Linked DNA regions of Homo sapiens: region 2 is linked to region 1. The links are chromatin contacts, found by Hi-C or POLR2A ChIA-PET in ENCODE. All regions are on one chromosome and are shown on one strand. Each heading gives the region's core, a stretch centred on a gene start or an enhancer-like site at or near the end of the contact. The rest is flanking DNA. Distances are from core to core; before and after follow the strand shown.

Evidence for each region. Hi-C counts contacts between places; a loop is a spot of excess contacts on that map. ChIA-PET counts read pairs that join two places held with the same protein, here RNA polymerase II (POLR2A).
Region 2: a loop to region 1 is called in a map of endothelial cell of umbilical vein, with 2.4 times the contacts of the local background. The contact joins two enhancer-like sites. A Hi-C loop is called at or near these places in 1 of 168 maps with a recorded cell type or tissue (endothelial cell of umbilical vein) and 1 of 37 single-sample maps with no recorded cell type. POLR2A ChIA-PET finds 5 or more read pairs at or near these places in 1 of 52 experiments (WTC11).

The regions. Positions count from the first base shown.
Region 1 is chr18:25,093,897-25,101,243 of GRCh38, forward strand. All of the region lies in intron 5 of ZNF521 (zinc finger protein 521), which reads right to left. Among named protein-coding and RNA genes, the nearest start is that of LINC01894, 110 kb to the left of the region's middle. Within about 2 kb of position 3,400, at least 2 of the 41 ENCODE cell types and tissues checked have a DNase peak (open chromatin) inside an H3K27ac peak, as active enhancers do; they include endothelial cell of umbilical vein, where a contact is called at or near this core.
Region 2 is chr18:25,226,011-25,233,357 of GRCh38, forward strand. ZNF521 (zinc finger protein 521) reads right to left here. Exons shown (of 8, transcript NM_015461.3): 4 at 1-1,687. Among named protein-coding and RNA genes, the nearest start is that of ZNF521, 120 kb to the right of the region's middle. RefSeq lists enhancers at 2,360-4,010, 4,932-5,051. Within about 2 kb of position 3,344, at least 3 of the 41 ENCODE cell types and tissues checked have a DNase peak (open chromatin) inside an H3K27ac peak, as active enhancers do; they include endothelial cell of umbilical vein, where a contact is called at or near this core.

The DNA of each region.
Region 1 (7,347 bases), core at 2,150-4,649:
TATAAAAAACACTATTTATTGTAAGAAATTGGATTGGCAAGTGCATCTTCAGAAAAATACTTGCTAACTTTAAAAGTTCTCTATTTCCTTAATGCTACATACCTTTATTTTGAATAGTAAGAAGGTTACTACGGGTTTTCATCTCCTTTTAAAATTATGTGTGCTTTGCACAAGAACCAAGAGATGGCCTATGGATATGAACTGATATACACTTGTTCCAGAATTTTAAAACTTGCAATAGGTGTGATGTAATAGATCTGGCAGGTTTTCCTGGGGATAACAATTGACTGTCACATGAGCATAAAGTGAATTATGCACATTAGGATGTTCTGTAATGTAATATTATCTTTCTTGACTATGAGTATTTTGTTTGGAAAAATAAGAGAAGGAAAAATAAATAAGACATATGTGTATGAGTGCAGGGAAAATGTACTCATTCATTTTTATGTATTTCTTACCCAAAGAAAAGAGAAGTTGCATCCCAAAATGTTAAATAATCCAAATTCAGTCAAGTGAATTCATAAAAAGGTGACACACAGGCATAAAGGTATTTATGCATTATTAGGGAAGACTTATTTTCTACATATTCTATCTTTTATTTGTGAAAGCGCTAAGTGACAGCAATGATAACAATCACATCTACCATTTTCAGAACTCTTTTTACAGCTTAAAAGCACGTTATAATGTTAAAAAAAAAGTTGGAAGTTCTACCTGCCTTTTATTTTTAAGTTACACTGTGAGGTCTTTCCTAGTTACTGATCTCCTAGTTATTTCCATAGGAGAGAAAATATATATGAATTGTTACACAGCACATTATAAGATGAGCAAAAGCCAATAAGCTCTTAGGTGGACATTTAGAGTCCCTCCTTTTCTCTCACCTTTGTTCATTTCCCTACTCCCTTCCCCCATCTTCACACTTGCTTATTACCTCAAGGTCAAATGTATAATGAGAAAGAGAGATAGTAACACAAAACATTCTAACAACTGGTTAATATAATTCATTTTGTATTTTTTTTTAATTGAGGGCAGCACAGGTAGTAAAAGAAAATGAAACTTATTTATAGTAAGAATTTCAAAAGTTTATCCTTATTCAGAGTCTTTAACTCTTCTCTTCTAATTCCATATTTACCTTTGTATGGCTGAGAGCCATGTCTGACTTTTCAAAGAATTCTTGAAAACCCTTAGAATTGGGTGGGGGGGATCTGGCTGAGTTAAACCCCATCTCTTTTCAAAACTCTCCTTTCTTTCCCCTATCTGGTATAAGGTAGTAAAGAACAGTAAATGTAACTGCTGTTTTATTTTTAAAGCCAATGTTCTTGATGGGATACTATCAGCACCTCTATTCAGGATTTTGCCCACAAAGCATAACCTGAATTGTGTCTTTCCTCCTCCTCTTCCTAAAGGTGCCAAAAAGCTTAAAAAATTCAATCAAAATAACCAATTCTGCTCTCTGGAAAGGTAGCAGCTGACAGTAATTGGATAATACAGCCTGACTCATTTATTAAAAAGAGATTCAGAGTCAATTGATTTAATAACCATTACAATATTCCATTAAGGATATAATAGGCTAGTACAGCCCTATTTTTTAATTAAGAATTATAGATGGGATCTTCGAACGAAACTTCTAGATTTTTCTTCTCCTTTTTGCTTATCTATATTCTCCAGATTTTCTACAATGAGCACAATTTGCCTTGTAGGGTACTTTGAAATTGAAAGAGAGAGGGAAAAACCTACCTTTTCTAAACCCTATTAATGAAGACTGATTACAACACTGAAATTTTGCTAGCTAAAAAATTAGATAGGAAATGAGCAATATTATGAAGTCTAGAAAAACTCTAGTTTTGCCCAATTAAACTTAAAAGTATTCTAGCCACGTATGTACAAAAACAAAAATTAGCACAAGGAAAGGGAGAAAGAACTATCAGAATGCAATTTAGCTATATGAGCAAACATGGAGCTTTCTGTATGAGCCTGTATCTTTCCAGAACACACAGAATACCCCTCTCTGTTGGATACTGAGGGAGGTATATGTGCCTAGCAATGGGGGTCCAGTGTCAGAGTGGGGCCTTTACCATTGAGACCATGCTGGAAGCCAGCAACTTCCTGTCTTGGTCACCCACTGGAAAGGCATGACCAAAGCTGCTTTGAGTATAATTAAGAAATCATTTCACATGTATAGAAATTTCATCTAAAATAATTATTTCCATTTGTTAATCTTCATTTAACTGTGAACATAAATGTAAACAGGAATCAAGTCTACATAAAAGAGACTGATGCTAATGTAAATATTTACTCCAATATTAAATGTTTCAAAGGAAAGCGTCTGCATACATAATTGGACTACAACCTCACTGACTTAGTAGGAAACGTGCTAATCACTTACAAAATTTTGTGCTCTAAGAAAACCATCTGCTTGTCTAAAGCCAGTTCAAAGATGAATGACAACTTCTATACCTCCAATTTATAAAACCTGGACCTACATAACTATTTATTAGCCTGTTTTATAACAGGAGAAATATTAGTTACCATTTGGATGCTCAAGCACAGGTTTAAATTATGAGCTCCAAGGTGGCAATTGGTAGTTTAACACAAGACACTGACATTTCAATATAAGCTTTAAACAAGAGAAACCCTTTAAGCAGCCTCCAGACTGTGTGTCCCATGTTTATACTCCTTTTCCTTCAATAAAAACAAAAATCTAGAGTGGCTACAAGCAAATGTTCAGTGGCTGACTTACATGCTGCTGTTATCCCAGGAATCACTGGGGGCCCCCTTATATCGTCTGATCAACGCTACAGCCATTACTGAGGGCCAATTTGTAACAGTTTATAAGTAGAACTCCTTCTCCCTTTTACCCTCAAGACTGGCCAGAAGGGTCCTCCAGCCTCTTCCACTGCATAAATCTATAGGCTAAAGTCCACAGATAGAAACCCCTCCTGCTATATCACCATGTGGCCGGGGCCATACTTAAAAGCTCTGATCTGAGTGGGAGTAAACTCTGCCCTCAGAATCCAAACAGAGGAATCAAATGCCCTACAGTTGTAACTTATCCAGTTCGAATGTGTGTTACCACTGTATCCTCATATATATTTTTAAATCTAAGAAAACTATGCCCTAACCCAATTCCCAACCTCCCACCCTTTACTTTGCTTCTCCTCTTCCTTGAGTTAATTTCCAAGCACACATTTATAAGCTAGGGGTCCGAGGAGTAACAAAGAAAAGCCATACATGACAAAACTCACCCCTCGGCTACATTGGCTCGCCCTAGAAACCAGGAGTAGAAAAATAGGCAGACTGCAGTATAATTTGCCATGCACACAGCCATCACATTCTTTCCAGGGCCATAGCACTCAGCCACGATAATTTGTTGTATTATATACAGCACATGTTTCATGACTGTAACATAAACACACTGTGGTGCTAATTTGGCAATGGAGAATATGACTTAGGCTTCAAAGTCTGCCGGTAGATTAGTCATTAAGCCCCCAAAGTAAGGCAGAATTTGAGAGAATTGCATATTGTGGGAACGTTTTTTCTCATACCAGTTAAAAAGTTCTGCCCTTATTTTTTTTGAACGAGTTGCCATGAAAATGAATGCAGCCTGAAGACCGACGCTAGCACCTTCTAGGAGTTTTGTCACTGGCAATATGGGAGTGTCTGGCACTGTCAGTATTTCTACGCCACATGAGAGAGGAACAGAAGACACAGGCATGAGACTCTTACAATAAGAGGAAAAGGACACTGGGACATGAGGAAATGAGCTCCAGGTTCCTGGACCCTGACTGTGTGCACAAAGTGCCTAACCCTTAGGTATCTCAAGAGCCGCAGGATACACATCCTGTGTGCCTCAGTCAGAATCTCACTTCCAGGAGATCTACAGGTGCAAGCTTACCTTAACTTAGTTACTGGCTGTTTTTAGCCAATGGTCTAAAGGCTACAATGCTTTTGGACTTTATAAGCAAAGCCACTGATATTGCCACTGTTATTTCCTGCCTTGAACTTCTCATTATCAGCAGGGCTGGAGCAGGAAATGATTCAACTGGGGTAGGCTGCATGGTACCCAGCAGATTTTAAAGAGCCCGGGGGCTGCCTAGAGCCCCATAAACATCAGCAGCTTGGAAACTAGCAGGAGGTCCAGGTGGGTAGGGAGAGGAGAGGCAGGCAGTGGGATTTTAGATGCTCTGAGATGCAATATCGTCCAATTCCTTGGCTATTATTATAGGTTGTGTGAAGTACTTATTAGAATATTCTCATGTAGGAGAAAACATTGGAATGTTGTTCAAACAATAAACAGTAAAACAAACAGCCCACCAAAAAGGTGGCTTTCCTTCAACTGAGGGGACTCAGCAGTGGTATTTTGGCACAAGTAGGGAATGGGGATAAGCACACAGACTACAATGTTTTTCAAACCTGGCCAGTACATTAGCTCCTCTAGTTCCTTCTTTTCTTCTTCACATTCTGAATCTAAACATGGACCCCATGGTTGAAGTCTCAGAGAAAACATGGTGCCTACAAATAGCTTTAAAGGTAAAACTTTGCCCTCATTTTTTTTTTATTAAAAAAAAACTGCAAACACCAGTTTTGGAAGGGCACTGATAAAATCACTTTGATTCTTCCTCTCCCCATCCCAAGAAAAAAATTGTTAGCCAAGAAAAGAAGAAAGTAGTGGATATTTCTTAGCAAATATTCTGGAAAAGGCAAGGGCAGGGATAAGGACGGGAGTGAGGACTGAGACCAACTAAGTCTGATGTATGTCCTCCAGGTTTGATTAGATATTGGAGTTGCTTTTAAACAACTTGGATGTTGTTAACACAGTGCCACTGTGTTGCACTGAAAAGGATCCAGTTTACTTGAACAGTCAATTCTCCCCCTCATTTATACCCACTTGAATACAGGAGAGTACATTTTTTCTTTCAAAAAATTTTTGTCACCTAATCTTTAGTGCTGTTCTGTTCTCTGACTTGAAAGAAAGTTTGTGAGCACGCAAATACAAGTATAAAACATTTGTTTCCATTTCACATAACAGACTAGATGAATGGAATGATTGAAGACAGCAGTGTTTCCAATTCAGCAACGCATTTCAGTTTTTGCCTTGCCTACAAAGAGTGGTGTGTGGCAGCTCTGACCATCTCAATGCCATAAGAGTGTTGAGAACTCAGTTTGGGGTTATTCACCTATTCTTGCTACAGTGCAAGTTCCAGGAGGGCAAGGGTATTTGTCTGTTTTGCTCATTGATGTACACGAAGTACCTAGAACAGTACATGGCTCATAGCTGGAACTCAATAAATATTTATTGAATTCATGGGAAATAACTACTTAGCAAACCCTATATTTAATTTCATCAGAATAAAATGCCAAGACTGATGGTAAAACAATATCTATTGTTTGTCAGTTGGGTTTCAAAATTTTGCTCCGTTCCCTTGTGCATTAAACCCTGTGCATATAACATAGCGGACTGGCAAAATCCACCTTACAGTGCTTGGCTTCTTTATTTCCCAAAATAAGATGAAAATACTCTGGCAAATAAAGCATTAACAAAGTAGCTGTCTAATTTGCCAACTTATCCCTGGCAAGAAACTGATAAGCCAAAACTTATCCCTTATTTCCAGAAGAAAAATATTATTATGTATCTTATATCTGAAATACCAAAAAGTGCCATATCAAAGAAGGGATAATTACCTTTTATTTGTCCCAAGTCATAGAGAAGTCTCTATACCGTACATCCATGACCAATAAACAATTTTTATTAATTGTCTGTATTCTCATGTTACAAAGCTCCATTCTTTTAATTAATTGGCTAAACCAGATGTATATGCATTTATTATACTCTTTGTTTAAAATTTCTCTTGTTTGATATCAAATACCTTCTATTAATGCCCTTACATCTGGGACTTCCGGCAGTAGTGGAAGTACAGGTATATTTACCTTTGAGTACTGTACAAAACCCCCACAAATTGGTAAGATCGAAAGAGGATAGTTCATGCAGCATAAACTAAATGTAACCTGCTTTAAAGTTAAATCTATTGGGAAAACATCTTTGAGAACTGAGACAGTGCAAGAGTCAATATTAATTCCACACAGTGGGGGGCCCGCAACACAAGCCATGTGCTGGACACGGCACTCATCAGGCATGTTTTCCTGTTGCTGTGCTGAGTTTATGGCAAGGGTCAGGGCCTTTTCTTTTTTTCTTTCTTTCTTTTTTTTTTTTTTTAATCTTCTTCTTCTTGGCATAAAGCCACTAGTTATCTGAAGGAGAAAGTCTCCAAACACTGAAAAGCTGTTTATCCTTGCTAGAAAGCACGGCTTGCTACTGCTGATGATTTTTTAAACAACAAAAGCAAATCAAACAAACACAAGAAATTGAGTGAGGTTCAACAGCTTCTGCAAATGTTATGGTCCTTGACAACCATGGGTTTTAAGTGCTCACAGGTTTAGATGAGAAACTAAGTCAAGCATTTTCAAAGCTAATTTTCTTTCTAAGAAACTATATTATTGATTACTTATTGCAAAGATGACATCTTCTCTCCTTCTGATTCTGTTTATTAATAGAATCACAGTTCACCACAAAAGCACACGTCATATCTGCAATGGCACATGGGGGTGTTAAGGGGGCCAAAATCTCTCTAATTTCCAAGGGGCTCAATCCTGCTCCTTTCACTTTGTGGCAATGGTAAGAAAACCATTAAGCAGCAATGCAAAAATCACAATACTGCATGCTATTTGCAAATGAGTCACATTTTTATTGTTCTATTGGTGTGACCTTAGAAACTTGGCCTTGAAGAATTAAAAAAAAAAAAGGTAATGGCACAATAAACGCAATAAGATTTCTAAAAACAGTTTATTGGAAATGTGCTGTGAAACTTGAATTCTTCTAATCAAACGATGCCACCCCTTAGAGAAATTTGCCTGTGCATTATTAAAGTGATATACTGCAGTACTAGTTAGAGCTCCATAACCTTTAAATTGCCTGATTGTAATTAAGGCCACTAGTTTTATTTAGGAAGGTTCAAGGAGGCTCAATTTAAGTTGGCTTAACTAGTGTGAATTTAATGTCATGCTGCCAGAAGGCAGAGGAGCATTCTGGCCTGGCTGTTCTGTGGCACATGCAGCTGTGGGGTCATGTATTCTAAATTAAACCCAGATTTTAAAGAAACTACAGATATCAGTAAATAGCTGGATGTGTGTAAATAAACGCCCCCATGTTTGCATGTGTACATCATTCATTCTTTCATTCAGTCATTCAGTATGCTGGCAGTTTTCCAATTTAGGAATCTAAATACAGTTGGCCCTAGAACAACATGGTTAGAACTGTGTGGGTCCACTTACCTGCAGATTTTTTTCAACCAA
Region 2 (7,347 bases), core at 2,094-4,593, 130 kb after region 1:
CAGATATATTCTCCAGTGGGACGTGCAGGTGCACCTCCTACTGCCTGCATCATCTTAAGAGATGTCTGCTCTATGGCCACAGGAGATAGGGGGCTTAAGGCCCTGGATTTCTTCCCATTGTGGATATAATTCAGGGCCAAGGGAATGTTTTTATGATTCTCTTTGATATGCTTGTTCAGTTTAAGAACGCTGTTGAATATTGGCGAATTTGTACAATAGGAACAAGAATAGACTTCTACTACTGGTTCTTTGGGAGTCCCAAGCACTGGAGACCCAAATCGGGAGCCACTGAGGTCACAATGAACCTGTCTAATATGCTCTTCCAGGGAAGAGTCAGTGAGAAACCCCATATAGCAATGGGGACAAAAGAATGCATTACTATCTTTAGCTGCAGGGTTTGCAAATCCATGAGAACATCGGATGTGTTCCTGAAGAGTGTTGAGGTCGTTGACAACTTCGGAACAGAAGTTACACTGGTAGACAATGGCAGGCATGGCAGAAACAATCAGACCTGGGTCCTGAGCTTCATGCACTTGCTTAAGATGTTCATTTAGGTTATAGAGTGAGGGCAGGACCTCCAAGCAATACTGACAAATATGGGCCTGTTCTGGCTTATCTAAGTGCATAGTTTTCAGGTGAATCTGCAGAACTGCAAGACTTGAAAATAATTGTTTGTTGCAGTAAATACAGCTGTAGGTAACTTTTGCTTGTTTACTCGAGGGACCAGTCATGTCAGGGGTTTGTTGAGCGGCCCTCTTCCTCCCTCGACTCTTTGGGATTGGCGGGGCAGCTTCCACCATGGTTGAGCTGTCCACTGAGAGGTTGGAATCTGGAGTCGTACTGGACACGGAGGTATAGCCCACCGTGACCAGGGAAGGGCTGTTGCTGTGATTGCATGACTCCGGTTGCTGGTGACTGTCCATGTGGCTGTACAGTTCCTCAACTGTGTGGAAACTCTCAGAACAAATGCTGCATGAGTTCTTCTTCTCCCCGCTATGCACCTGCTCCATGTGGTTCATGAGGGAGGTCTCCTCTACGAAGAGCTCGTGGCAGTAGACACACTGGAGGGCCGCTCGGTCCTCATTTGGGGAGCATTCGGGGTGGCACTCTGCAATGTGTTTTTGGAGGTCTTCCGGGAAGTCAAAGCCTTCCTCACACTGACTGCACTTCTGAGTGTCCTTCATCTTCCAGTCCTCCATCCTGGAACCGGACTGAGAGCCGTCCTTGTTCCTCTCATGAACCTGCATGTGTCCGTGTAAGGAACTAGAGGACAGAAACCCACGGCGACAAATGGCACATTTATATGGCTTGTTGGACGTGTGAGTCTTTAAGTGGATCTTCAAGTGATCACTTCTGGAAAACGCAGCATCACATTCACTGCAGTGGTACTTCTTGTCCCCGGTGTGGAGTTTTATGTGGCGATCTCGGCTGCGCTTGTGTTTGAACAGCCTACTGCAGTAGGTGCATTTGAAAGGCAGTTTGTCACTGTGACTCTGCTCATGGTGCTTTAGGTAGCTGAGGCGGCTAAACGACTTGTCACAGAATTGACACGGGTATGGAAGCCCAGGGCCACCTTCTTCCTCTCCAAAATCGCAACCTTCTCCATGGCTAGGGGAAGTCTGATCCTTGCTAGAAGGTGAGGAAGCTGGCCAAGAGCAAGTCGGATCATCTTCAACATCCACTCCATCTGCAACAAGAAGCAATGACAAATTTCATCTGACATGTTGAGATTCAAGAGTGAGTTTACCGTAGCATTTCAACCAGCACGCAGAGTTGGGCCCTCTTGAATCTTTCAAGAAAAAACAAAATGAAAAGAGAGAATATTTGAGTGAGACATTTTCAAATCTGAGCCCAAAGCAGTTATTCTGCATTTACTTTTTGTTGAGTTGTAAAATATAAGAGGATATTAAATAGTTCTATGTCTAAATTACCCTTTTATTACTTTTTATCATTCTTCCTTAGAAGCAAGGTATATATTACACATTGACAATTTTATTAAAATGCAGATTTTAATATATTTAATGTTTCTTTTGTATTCCTTCTAAAATGATTTGCATATTATGTGAGCATCTGAAGAACCAAATGAAAAGAGGAAATATTACGGGAATGATTTAAAATTAATGCAGTCAACCCAGATGTCTAATATTTAATAAAAAATTCCCTCTGCATTTTGCTTGTTTTTATATAAAAAGGCAATTCTGCAGACCAAAATCTGTTACGGGGTTCTTATTGATACAGACCTTATTGCTTTCAGCAAAAAAATATTAAAAAGTAAGCACATGAAAGAAGACAGAAAACACAATAATAATTATGTCTTGTGTAATGAAAGATAACCAGGATTTCTTCAATAACTGAAATTCGAATTCCATAGGCCAGAAAATGGATTATTAAATGTTAGAAGGGTACTGCTAGATATTACATGTAGCTAGGATCAGCTAGGATCAAGAAAAAATGAGAGTTTCACAAGGGCCAGATTTTAATAGTGTATTTTGTTTGGAAAGTTCAAGAGGTGGCCCACCATATCTTCCTTTTGCAAAAGCTTCAGCAGCCTGAACTTCCTTAGCTAAACAGGACCTGCACTTTGAGGTGAGCAGAGACAAAGCAACTTGTGAAAAACTGGAAACAGGAAAAGTGATAAATGATTATGGTAAATGCTGAAAGATTTATGAGTGACAAAAAGAAGACAAACAAGACTGAGAGCCAGATATAAACTTAGCAAGTTATCCATAAAGGAATGTTACCTTATATTAGGTGATTTTAAAAACTATGTTCTTAGCAAACGTGCACTGTTATTTCTGTTGCTTTCTTGATATCCAAGTGGAAAATAAGACCATCTCAAAGCAGGTTGTGAAACCTCTTTTTTGCTTTTCATAACCTATTATTCAAGATCAGAAGAAACTTTAAAAGCTTTCCACTCTCCAAAGGAGCACGATTTTTCAAAAAAACACACAAGTAAAGACCATGGAGTGGAGCTGGTGGGGATAGTGTTTCAGTTAGAATAAGAGGCTCAGTTAGAGCATTATTAGAATATTCTAATGGTATTCAATTAGAGTATGTTCAAATAAGTTTTTAAATTCTTCAAAGCTGAAGTTCACTAGCAAGCTAAATGATTAATATAAAAGTAGAAACTGGTGAGCATTATGTAAACGAATTCCATGTCTGCTTTCTTTAAGGTAACAAGATTTTACTAGATTGTCAGCCTCTTCCTTATCCACAGGAAACAGATGAGGATCATTCCTTTCCTGCATCTAGAAACTGATGACAACACCATCTCACTATCAATGCCAGATGGCAACCCTCTCACTCTGAGAAAACAACCAAACACCATTCCTGGATCCTTGCCCACTGCAACAAAGCTTCGCCATACAAGTTGAAAACCGCATGATTTTGCATCCTCATTTATAGGACTCTATAACCCAACATGTTTCCAGCATAAGAAAGGGTCTGATGGATGTGGATGTGATTTATACTTAAAGTGAATACACCAGGAACATATGCAGATAAACTCAACTCACCACTCAACATACAAAAAAAAAAATTTAACTAAAAGCAAAAAAACTCAATAATGATCTAGTTTTCCCCTTAAAAAAGTGTTGTCACCTAAAGCTAATATACCTGAAACAAATCAAGGTTTCAAATATTTACCCTAATTGAAAAAAAAGGCCATCTATTAAATGTACTCAACATTCTAGGTAAAATCTACCACATTTCACATTTATCTTTTAGGCTTAAATCCTGCTATTTCATTTAAAAAATATTTTCAAACACATCTTCTCATTTATACATTTGGGGAAAACAGTGAATCAGAATTTGTAATGCATCCAGCCTAGAAGGATGTAACTATTGAGCTTGAAAATTGAGCAAGTGAATTTATAATTAAATTGCAGATTGTGTCCAGGTATGATATATTTTTTACAAATACATAAAGAATTATAGAGCAATGGACCATTATAAAAATTATGCAATCCCTAACACCAGGCTTAATTCAGGTTCTTGTCTGTGGTCCATGCCTGACTATATCTATTATATAACTGTTCTCTTAAGCTTGTAAATTTCAGTGACACGTCAAGTGAGCTGAAGGTTAGGATCAAGGTTTTAACCAGGATTCAAGAGAGCAGAAACCTTTTCTTTCTTCTCTCCAGTCCCCATTACTTGTCTTTGTAAAGGAAATTACACAACACCCCCTCTAGAAGTCATAAGGCGTGGGGATTGAGCAGAAGTAAATAGTTTGAGCAAGGAATAATACTTATAGAAAAATAAATAAAGCATCCCTGAAAGGCTGATTTCTGTTTTAAAATATAAAATGTAAAAACTCTCATTTGCCAGTACTGTAAATGGATTGTGTTCTCCAAAGAACACACAGGGACTCACTACTCCAAGCGGGTTGGTCCACACTCTTCAGGTATCAGACTCCTCCAAGACTTTTGTGGTGATGGTCTCCCCGCCAACATACTCTGAGGTCTACCTAAGACTTTGAGAGTTATCCATCCCCATTAACTTAGGCTTTTTGGCAGCCACAGTGCAAACTAAGCTTAAATGGTGAATATAGGTTTAAACGATGTCAATTTCTTTTTACACGTGGAAGAAACTGTAGAAGATTCTTTCAACTCAGGTTCCTGAATCAACTTTAACTTTTTTTCCCTTTGGCACTAAGTGCTACTTACAGGGACTGTCTTTCTGGGTGATGGCAAGTTTTCTGCATTTCAATGTGAAGTACTTAACATGTCCATGTTAAATTTTAATTTTTGAAACCAGTCTCTTCACTTGAGCTGACTCTCCGAGAGCTGTAGCTCTTACTGCCGAAAAAGCTTTGCTAGAAACCAGCTCTGTGGCCTAAAAAGTCTATTTAAAGATGCAAATGTGTGTGCATGGTTAGTGCAGATGTTTTTCTACAGCAACTGTACTTGCTGAGTTTCACCATTTCCATAAAGCACATTAAAACAAGTGTGTGAACACTCCGAGATGAAAGTCTCCAACACTCCTGAGACTTTCAGTGGAAAGTAGAGCCGCCTGACTTTTCTCCAAGCAGACAGGAATGCCCATGATTCAGCAGCCTGAGTAAATAAAAGAGGTCCTTATTTCCTAATTTCGCTGGCTGGCCACACTGCAGCAGCCTCTGTGTTTCTGCCAAAGGGGATGCAGAACTGGAACTACACCCAGCCGCTGAAGGCCTGTCTTTGTTAGCCAGCCAGGCTTTCCGGACCATCTTCTGGCAGCAGAACGGCCATATCCTGCAAGGAAGACCTCCATCTCAGGCTAGGCGCTTCTCTAGTCTGCCTAAAAGGACGAAACAACAGATTTTGCTGGGTCTGTGTTGGAGGAGGACAGCTGGAAACTCAGTTAGCAGCAGAGTAACACCTGTTCAGGCATATTTATGGGGGAAAGTGCTCACTAACAGAAAAGTGAAGTCATACCAGAAGGAGTTATTCCACAGAAAAAAGGCAACAGAACACAGAGTACCTTTGTGACGTGAGCCATCAGCCCCTCGTGTGCCAACCTGGGGAGGAGGAAGCAGAGACTGGACGTGATTTGATCCTAGCTCCTGCTGATGGACAGACAAGCACGCAAATGAGGGTCTGAGAGTCTGTTTACAGCCTGCCATTGTGGAAGAGAAATGCTGAGGGTTCTGGCCACTCGCTGGTGTTCAAGACTAATCAAATTAGCCAGAAATTAGAAAATAAGATCAAAGAGAGAGGAAGAGAATATGTGCAGAAGGGCTAGACTAATGTTAATGCTTACTTTGTTTATGATTAAGCGGGTCTTAATTTGTGTAGGACATACACTTCCTGAGGACAGGGACCAAGCCTTTCAGAAGATTGATTCCAACACTAGGGGCAATCTGAAATTATTCAAGAGAAACTAATGTAAGAAAGTAGATGAAAATACTTTCTCTGAAGTTATGGAAACTTCTGATAATGTTCTTCATAGGGCCTGGTCTGCAAGAAACTGGCTTAACAATATCCTTTTGCTACCTGAGCTTGTTCACTGCAACAGCAGAGTACCCTCTTAACTGCCCATCGGGGACTCAGTATCATGTGTGCTAGTGCCACACAGCAAGATTTCCTTAACAGGGACAGGATTTACATCAATGGTTACTTTTCAAGTGAGGAGAAGAAGCACAAATACTGATGGGTCTGATACTTGTGTAGGAACCAAAAGTCAAGATCCTGGAGTTTTATTTCTAGCTTCATAACTGACTTAGAGAGTGACCTGGCTAAGTCATTTAATCTGCCCCTACCTAGGTATTTCACCTGCAATATGAAGATAAGAATTCTTGCTACTTACCCTCTGGGGTGTTACAAAGACTAGTGAATGTTTCTAGGGCACCTTATCATGGCTGGAAGAAAAGCTGCATATGTAAACAAAAAGATTTATATGTGTTGCATGTATTTCTGTTTCCATGTGTAAGCTTCTATGAATATAGCATAAACATATTTTAATATTTTCTTTCCTTTAATGCAATCTCAGGAATATTAATTTTAAGGACTGACCCAATGGCAATCTACAGTGCCTTAAGCTTTCACAGTTGTATACGCAGCTAGCAAGAAAATAAAAGATAAATAGCTGGTGATACCTAAATGTTAATAGACCATAAATCTGTGCTTACTATGTTCCAAACATTAAATTATCAAACATGGGATATAATCTTGGGTCTTTACAGGCAGGTAACCTTGGCACAAGTGTTTTTCTATGGAATTCTGAGGCCAAGAATGCGGTTTATACCTCTCTTCTCCTTAAAACACGAGCAATACAATCATTGCATTATTTAGCAACATGGTAAGTTGATTCAGTAAATTTTTTTTTGAGGCTCAAACAATAGGGTAAGACTTGAGACCAACAAAATTTCAGGTTTCCCCCCACTTGCCTTACATAATTGTTTACTTCTGCCAGCAGGCTATAGGAGCAGTTCTGAAATTTCTTACTAAATAGAATTCACAGTACTTTTTCAGTCATTAGCTACCTGAGACACTTTAACATAAGCTGAAACTCCTGGGGGAGATACACAGGTGTGCACAAACACTAAGAGAAGTCGGGCTCTACTTAAAGAGGACAATATTTTGAAATGCATGTTTAATAGACACAGGTAACAAGGGTACTTGACATGTTACTTCAATGCCAACACAGTAACAATTTTACACCATCATATTTAAAATCTTCTAACCAAATTACAAAATACATTTTTAAAGCAATGATTTAAATTGCTAAAAGATAAGGTCATGCTAAAAAAAAACTATTATACATTATTACACAATTGCTTCCCTTCATTCTCCATAGAAATGTCAACAGTTTTAGAAAAGCTGTAACTTTAATAGCTATCATGCTTCTTTTTAAAAAAAAAAAATCAAC